2 separate regions of the Mus musculus genome follow, and region 2 is linked to region 1. A link is a loop called in an ENCODE intact Hi-C map of the cell type or tissue named here. Cell type or tissue: heart. All regions are shown on one strand.

Evidence for each region. A loop is a pair of places that touch in the nucleus more often than their neighbours do. Peaks named below come from ENCODE experiments on the same cell type or tissue, not always from the same donor. Only the 100,000 strongest peaks of a DNase experiment are listed, where the experiment ranks them.
Region 2: it touches region 1 in a loop (5-fold over the local background); 37 of 42 quality-filtered maps call a loop at or near these places.

The regions. Positions count from the first base shown.
Region 1 is chr3:116,325,541-116,329,540 of GRCm38, reverse strand. It overlaps Cdc14a (CDC14 cell division cycle 14A), which reads left to right. Exons shown (of 16, transcript NM_001080818.2): 9 at 832-1,062. Among named protein-coding and RNA genes, the nearest start is that of Gm46839, 70 kb to the right of the region's middle. In heart, no CTCF peak of the experiment used is centred here; a DNase peak (open chromatin) is centred at 2,080; H3K4me3 peaks cover 559 bases; H3K27ac peaks cover 225 bases.
Region 2 is chr3:116,032,032-116,036,031 of GRCm38, reverse strand. No RefSeq gene overlaps it. Among named protein-coding and RNA genes, the nearest start is that of Extl2, 26 kb to the right of the region's middle. In heart, a CTCF peak has its summit at 2,155 (motif pointing left); no DNase peak of the experiment used is centred here.

The sequences.
Region 1 (4,000 bases):
TCCTCTTAACCCCTGGGCTGCAAGGCAAGGTTTTCAGTGACCCAAATTCCCGTGGTCACTTTGGATGACCGGCCAAGAGTAGATCAGTAACAAGAATGCTTGCTTGCTGGGGGACATGCCAGGACACGTGGAGATTGTCTCCCCCCACTGTCAAGAAAGGGTCTACCAAAAGTTACTCTCTTAACTTTACTTTGAAATACTAATATTTTTATTGGACATGCATATGTTTATGCTACACATATGATTGATTAAAATTATGTATATACTATGAAGCGACCGTCAAATTTAACACATGGATCCAGTCCCGCACGCTGTTTTTAACTATAGGCAACATGCTGTGCACTAGGGCCCTTGATCATATTTCTCTTGTCCAGTGGCACCCTTGGACCTCCATCCCACAGTTCCCAGCTGTTATTTTAAGGAGATGGTTTTGAGAAAGCTTACAAGGTGTGACTCGGACATTGCATATGATAATTAATCACCACCCTGCTTCACGGGGAGTGGTGTTATAGATGGAAACGCTACCTCTAGCTTCCAAAAAGCCTTCGCTGTAGCTGAAACGAATCTGTTAAAGAATACTGTTCAAGAAGGAATGTCGCCCCAAATCACCCCAGCACTGCTCTGTCCATTTGAGTACTTCGGAACTGCCTTTGTTTGGGGTCTCCAAGATTATGCTTCCTGGATTCTGGATTCTTGGCCAGTCATCCAGAGGCTGCCATTTTTATTTTTTTATTTTTGTAGGTTGTAGTCGCCTCTGGTGTTCAATTAGGTCAGCCGCTACTTTGATGGCTCCTTGTGGTTTTCTGCTGACTGTCCCTTGTTTGCCTGTAGGTTACCCTCTCCACGCTCCCGAAGCCTACTTTCCATACTTCAAAAAGAACAACGTGACCACGATCGTGAGATTGAACAAAAAGATCTACGAGGCGAAGCGCTTCACAGACGCTGGCTTCGAGCACTATGACCTGTTCTTCATAGACGGCAGCACCCCCAGCGATAACATCGTGCGGAGATTCCTGAACATCTGTGAGAACACCGAGGGGGCCATCGCGGTCCACTGCAAAGGTGTGTGTGAGCTCTCAGCGGCCACTGTGCTGGGAAAGGGCGGGCCCAGACCCACCTAATAATGAGCCAGACCTGCGGGTGATAGGATACAATGGGATGTTTTTCTTTTGTACTAGATAGTTGGAACATGAGCCCATTTTAATAATCCCTTCCCTAAAGAAAGGATTAATCGCCTTGGTGGTGGGGCCCAGCTTTCTGGACAAGTCATGGCATGCACTTGTGACTCTTCTGAGCCCAGGCGCATTGACTCTGAACACCACTAGAAGGAAGTAACGCTTCCTTCAGAATTGATCATCTTTTCTTCGTACTCTTCCATCATCTGACATTTAGTGTTTCTATATGCGCGTACGTGTGTCTGTGTGTTCACACGTGTGTATGCCAGAGTTTGACAACTCAAGTCTTCCAATTTTGTAGTTTTGAGACAGGGTCTCTCACTGAAGTAGGAGCTTGCCTTTTTGGTTACACTGACTGGCCCGTGAGTCCCAGGGGCTCTCTTCTCTCTACACTCCCCATTCACGGGCACCTGCATTATATCTGGGTCATGACAGTGTCTGGCTCTAACTGCAGGACCCCCATTCTTGCTTGGCAGGTTTACTGACTTTCCTCCTAGCTCCTCTCGATGGCTTTCGGGTCTCTCTACTCTTCCACCCTCGCGCCGCCCCTCCCCTAAGTCTTATGCCTCATAGAATAGAGGGTCTTCCCACCCATTACTCGATGTGGGTTGTCTCAGAATTAACTGGAAGACTTTGCTGTGCAAGTGAATACCTGGCTTCTGGAGTGGGCACTGGTCAGGTAGAGCAAGTGTAGGTCCCAGCTTTTAACAAATCAAAACGCAAGATTTCCAGTTAAAATTGAGCGTTACATTAAAGTCGGAAGGAGCTCAGATTCCACTGTGGGTTTTCTAGTTTGGTGATCTTCATTTCCGCGGAGACGAATCACTCCTGGGAATGAAGCCTCTAGCATGCCACTCGCAGCTCTTCACGGTGCCGCGAGGTGGCGCTGCTCACATTGGCTTTGCGTCCACAAAGGCGGTTTTTTGTTGCACGGTTATGCAAATCGGCCAGTAGGTGTTGGGGATGGTACTGTTCTTTTCATGTGCGGAGCGCTGCTGTAACTGCCTTATTCAGACAGTGTGGCTTTGGTTCTGACAGAAATTAAAATACCATTTTGTAGGCCCTTGTTTCTATGTTTAAGATCTGAGTAGGTGGAGGAACTTTGCTGAACATGTGAGCTCTGAGCAGTGATGCCAGGCTGCGTTCTTCTCCCAGCAGCCTGGGAAGACAGGGAAGCGACCGGCACATGGCCCCCGATTTAGGGATGGTTCCCGAAGCCAGGCTGCATCTACCTTTGGCGCAGCTCTTCTCTCGCCCTTCTTTGTGCGGGGAAGACCCTGGCTTGCAGGACAGTAGTCCTCTCTCTGGGTTGTTAGACTAAGGTGTTCATTTGCTCTCTTCTTTGCTTCTGGTCTCTCCTGGGGCAGAGAGCTGGCTTGTTCTGAACGTTTCTTTGGCACTCTAAGTTTGTTTTATTGTAACCCTCCCGGCGGGAACGAAAGGACTCTAAATAGAATCTTGTGCCAGCCGCGTTTGACTATCAGGCTGTTGAGATTATGAACCCCACGAAAATGGATTTTCCTCAGCATTTTCCTGATGGGAGAAGCCAGCTAGAGGGAGATCTCTCTCTCTTTCTCTCTCTCTCTTTTTCATATCACTGACAACTTGTCGGGTCACTTTGCAAGTCTTAAGAGGGGGGTCACACTCTTCACTACAACACCTTGAGTGAATCCCCCTTTCTGTTTTCTACTCTCACATATATCTTTAGTTAGACCACTGCGGATAGGTGGCTGTACTTGGCTCTGTGTGTGTGTGTGTGTGTGTGTGTGTGTGTGTGTGTGTGTGTCTCGAGGTGGGGTAGGGGGAAGGGCAATTGGGACCCAGCCTCTGACCTAACTCTGGTAACATGGTGGTGGTCCCATGCTGTTAGAGTTTGCTCACATGCAGGACAAGGCCCACCATTCCCATATGCCATGTGTCAGAACCTGGGAGCCTATGGAGTGTGATAATGAAGCTTTAGTATGGGACACGCCGATCGTCTCTTTTGAAGGAAGTTCAGTTTCCTATTTAAACAAACAAACAAACAAAAAATCAGCATTTTCCCTAGGGGATTAATTTGGCCTTTTCCTAGTCAGTATTATTATGACAAGGTTCTGTGTATATCTGTATATTTATAAGCTATATTTTGGATCAACTGACTGGGGGGGCATAGCTTTCCTTTTTTATATACTTTTTTAATACAGTATTTTTTTTATCATGTTTCCCCTCCCCCCAATTCCTTTCCTATCCTCTTTACCTACCTACTCACCCAGAGACATGTTCTCTGTCTCTCTCAAAACAAGAAAACAAAAGACAAAAATCAAAATAAACAAAAAACCAATAAGATGAAAAAAAAAAGCCCAAACAAAATAAAATAAAACAAAACAAAAGCTCCCCAGCCCACAAAGACATGGGGTTCATCTTGTGTTGGTCAACTAACTTCTGGGAGTGGGGCATGCCCTGGGATGTGGTTAATACGAATAGGGAGACTCTCTTGGGAAAAACTGTTTCCCATTGTCAGGAAATGGCTTTTTGGTTAGGGTTGGAACCCTGTGTCTGCTTCCCTGTCTCAATGCTGGGACCCTTGATGCTTGAACCTGTGCAGCTCTGGTGAGCACTGACACAGCCTCTGTGAGCTCACGTGGGCATCACTTGCTCTTGCAGTAGATGGGAATTAGCAGTGATCCACTGTGGTCAATGAGCAGAGAGTGAGCGACTTGGGAGCACTCAGTCCTAAGTGGGATGCCTTTTTATCACTCCCCAGCCTCCACCAAGGCCCAGGGATCTAAGGGCAAGTGGAGGTGGAAAGATTGTAAAAGCCAGAGGTGGCAGATGATTCCAAGGGA
Region 2 (4,000 bases), 290 kb after region 1:
ACAGATTGGGAAAGGATCTTTACCTATCCTAAATCAGATAGGGGACTAATATCCAACATATATAAATAACTCAAGAAGGTGGACTTCAGAAAATCAAATAACCCCATTAAAAAATGGGGCTCAGAACTGAACAAAGAATTCTCACCTGAGGAATACCGAATGGCAGAGAAGCACTTGAAAAAATGTTCAACATCCTTAATCATCAGGGAAATGCAAATCAAAACAACCCTGAGATTCCACCTCACACCAGTCAGAATGGCTAAGATCAAAAATTCAGGTGACAGCAGATGCTGGCGAGGATGTGGAGAAAGAGGAACACTCCTCCATTGTTGGTGGGAGTGCAGGCTTGTACAACCACTCTGGAAATCAGTCTGGCGGTTCCTCAGAAAACTGGACATAGTACTACCGGAGGATCCAGCAATACCTCTCCTGGGCATATATCCAGAAGATGCCCCAACAGGTAAGAAGGACACATGCTCCACTATGTTCATAGCAGCCTTATTTATAATAGCCAGAAGCTGGAAAGAACCTAGATGCCCCTCAACAGAGGAATGGATACAGAAAATGTGGTACATCTACACAATGGAGTACTACTCAGCTATTAAAAAGAATGAATTTATGAAATTCCTAGCCAAATGGATGGACCTGGAGGGCATCATCCTGAGTGAGGTAACACATTCACAAAGAAACTCACACAATATGTATTCACTGATAAGTGGATATTAGCCCCAAACCTAGGATACCCAAGATATAAGATATAATTTGCTAAACACATGAAACTCAAGGAGAATGAAGACTGAAGTGTGGACACTATGCCCCTCCTTAGATTTGGAAACAAAACACCCATGGAAGGAGTTACAGAGACGGAGTTTGGAGCTGAGATGAAAGGATGGACCATGTAGAGACTGCCATAGCCAGGGATCCACCCCATAATCAGCATCCAAACGCTGACACCATTGCATACACTAGCAAGATTTTATTGAAAGGACGCAGATGTAGCTGTCTCTTGTGAGACTATGCCGGGGCCCAGCAAACACAGAAGTGGATGCTCACAGTCAGCTAATGGATAGATCATAGGGCTCCCAATGGAGGAGCTAGAGAAAGTAGCCAAGGAGCTAAAGGGATCTGCAACCCTATAGGTGGAACAACATTATGAGCTAACCAGTACCCCGGAGCTCTTGACTCTAGCTGCATATATATCAAAAGATGGCCTAGTCGGCCATCACTGGAAAGAGAGGCCCATTGGACTTGCAAACTTTATATGCCCCAGTACAGGGGAATACCAGGGCCAAAAAGGGGGAGTGGGTGGGCAGGGGAGTGGGGGTGGGTGGATATGGGGGACTTTTGGTATAGCATTGGAAATGTAAATGAGTTAAATACCTAATAAAAAATGGAAAAAAAAAAAGAAAAAAGAAAATATCTAATAAAAATTATATTTTGCTTTTACTTCAAAAAAAAAAAAAAAAAAACTTTGGCTAAAAGCAAAAGGCTGCATTCTAAAGAGCAATAGTACATGATTTAAGTCTTATTATTTGTTAGATTATTATTTTATTATTTCCTATTGTATTATTATCATTATTACTACAACTATTACTATTATTATTATACAAGAGCTATACTTGCCAGAGATAAATGAATTTTTATTCCTACTATTTGGGATGGCTGAGTTTTGAAATAGTGAGTTATTCTGATAATTTATTGCACAGTACAATTCTGTGTTTAAAATCATGCCTTTGGTTTAACTGAGAAACCTCATTGTTACATAAAATATGTTAATGGGTGATATAAGTTTATTTAATATGATCAACCTAGGCCAGGATTCACATAACTTAATAACATACTAATTAATTAATTAATTAATCATGGGGCGGGCCATGAACATGGCATGGCATACAGGTATTGGTCAATGAACAAGTTTAGGTAGTCCGTCTCCTGCTTCCAGTATGTAGATTTCAGGGTTTGAACTCAGGTCCCAGGCTTAGTGGCAATCACCTTTCCTGGCTGAGTCAACTCACTCTCCCTAACTTAGTCTCTCTTTAACTTCACTGCAGAAGACATTCTTAGGGAAAATCAGGGACACCGCTAAGGTAAAAGATTTGCTAAGTTTACTGGAAGGGAGCTAAAGTGACAGAAATCAGTCTATTAGGCTGCAGTGACATCTGCTGGTAAGAAAGTTAATTCCTAAAAATTGTGTTTCGTAAGTAGGACTTTAGTCTTCGCAACTCAAATTTGCATTCTGGGTTTGGCACATCAATGGCTGTAAGTAGAAATTTATGGTTCTTGCTAGCCTGTGGCAACTTTCCATATGCACCTTATAAACCAGCGGTTGTCAACCTTCCTAATGTCACACCCCTTTAATACAGTTCTTCACCTTGTAGTGACCCCCAAACATAAAATTATTTTCATTGCAACTTTATAACTGTAATTCTGCTACTGTAATTGTAATATAAATGTCTGTGGTTTCCTATGGTCATAGGTGACCCCTGTGAAAAGAACTTTCAACTCCCCAAAGGGGTTGTGACCTATAGGTGGAGAACCACTGCTATAAGAGAAATGTTGTTAAGGAGTGGGTGTTGCCCCGTCACAGGGCACAAAAGCAGTGCTCTTGGCCCCCCAGGGCACAGTGACCCCTGAGCACAGCCCAAGCCAGGTCTCACCCTTGGCACCTCACCAATACTGACTCCCGGCCTGAAACTGGCCGGTTGAGACCTAGATGTAGGCATTCTTCTATTACTGTGAAATTTTATTTATGAAGAATTGGAAGGAGGCAGCTCTAGGCCTTGGGAAGTGTACCTCTTTTCTATACACTTTCTTTCAGCAGCTAGCATCTTTACCACTCACCCCCTGCCTTTCAGGTCCCACTCAGCCCTCCCCCACTGACACCCCTACTTTTCTGGGGCCTGCCCAGACTATTTTCCCCTGTGGAAAGCATGCCACATTGCCACCTCCCACTTCTGATAGGGATCACCTGGAAAAGATGGAGGCATCTCCTCTATTTTCTCAATAAAACAACTGGTTGTTTTGTTTTGTTTAAAAAAAAAAAGGAGTGAGTGTCCTCAGAGATAACCGCTCCCAGCATACTTGTCGGATGGTGATCCATCCTCCAACACTAGGCTACACAGCCGTGTTTACATCAGAATTTGCTCCGACGCTCTGCTCTGGACAGTTGAGCCTAGGCTGTAAGTGAGAGCACCGAGTTTCAAGATGGGGATGTTGCAGGGTAGAATTTTCTTTTGCCCAAAAGTAAGACATGGATGCTACTGTTTTTGTTGAAGACAGGGCTCCAAGTAGCCCAGGGCAGCCTCAAACTTGCCCTGTAGCCAAGAATGACTTGGTCCTCCTGTCTCCACTTTCTGTTGAGTCTAAAGTGTGTGCCCCACATGCGTCACAGCATATGCTGTGCTGGGGACTGAACCTGTGGACTTGTGCATCTCAGGAGAGCATCCCACTAACTTAACTACATGTTCAATCCATGCTTGCTACCTTTTAAGAACAACTGATTCAACATCCTGCTTTAGGGTCATCAAACTTTACAATTGGAAAGAAATTTTGCTAATCATTTTGTTTGCTCCTTTCTTTCATGAGGAAGGTGAGAAAAAAATAAGTTAAAATACTTGGATACCTGGAAGATTCTAGAAAAAAAAAAAGAAAAAAGAATGTTCCCATTCTGATAGCCTTTACTAGATGTGTATTGCTTGTGATTTAAACAAACAAACAAACAAACAAACAAACAAACAAACACACCCTTATGCATGCAAACATGCTTTAAAATTTATATTTAGCTTTCTCCAATACATTTTTGCCAGCTTTCTCAGATTCAAGATATGCTATTTGAATACAGAGAGTATTATGTAATGCTTCTATCTGGCACATCCGAAATATGCTTTTTTTCCCCCAAGTCCTTCTCAGAAAAGCAAGCTGTCTTCTGCATTTCTTCAATGTAAGAATGGAAGATGAATGTGGACCAGAGGAGAGGAATCAGTCCGAAAAAGCCATCACA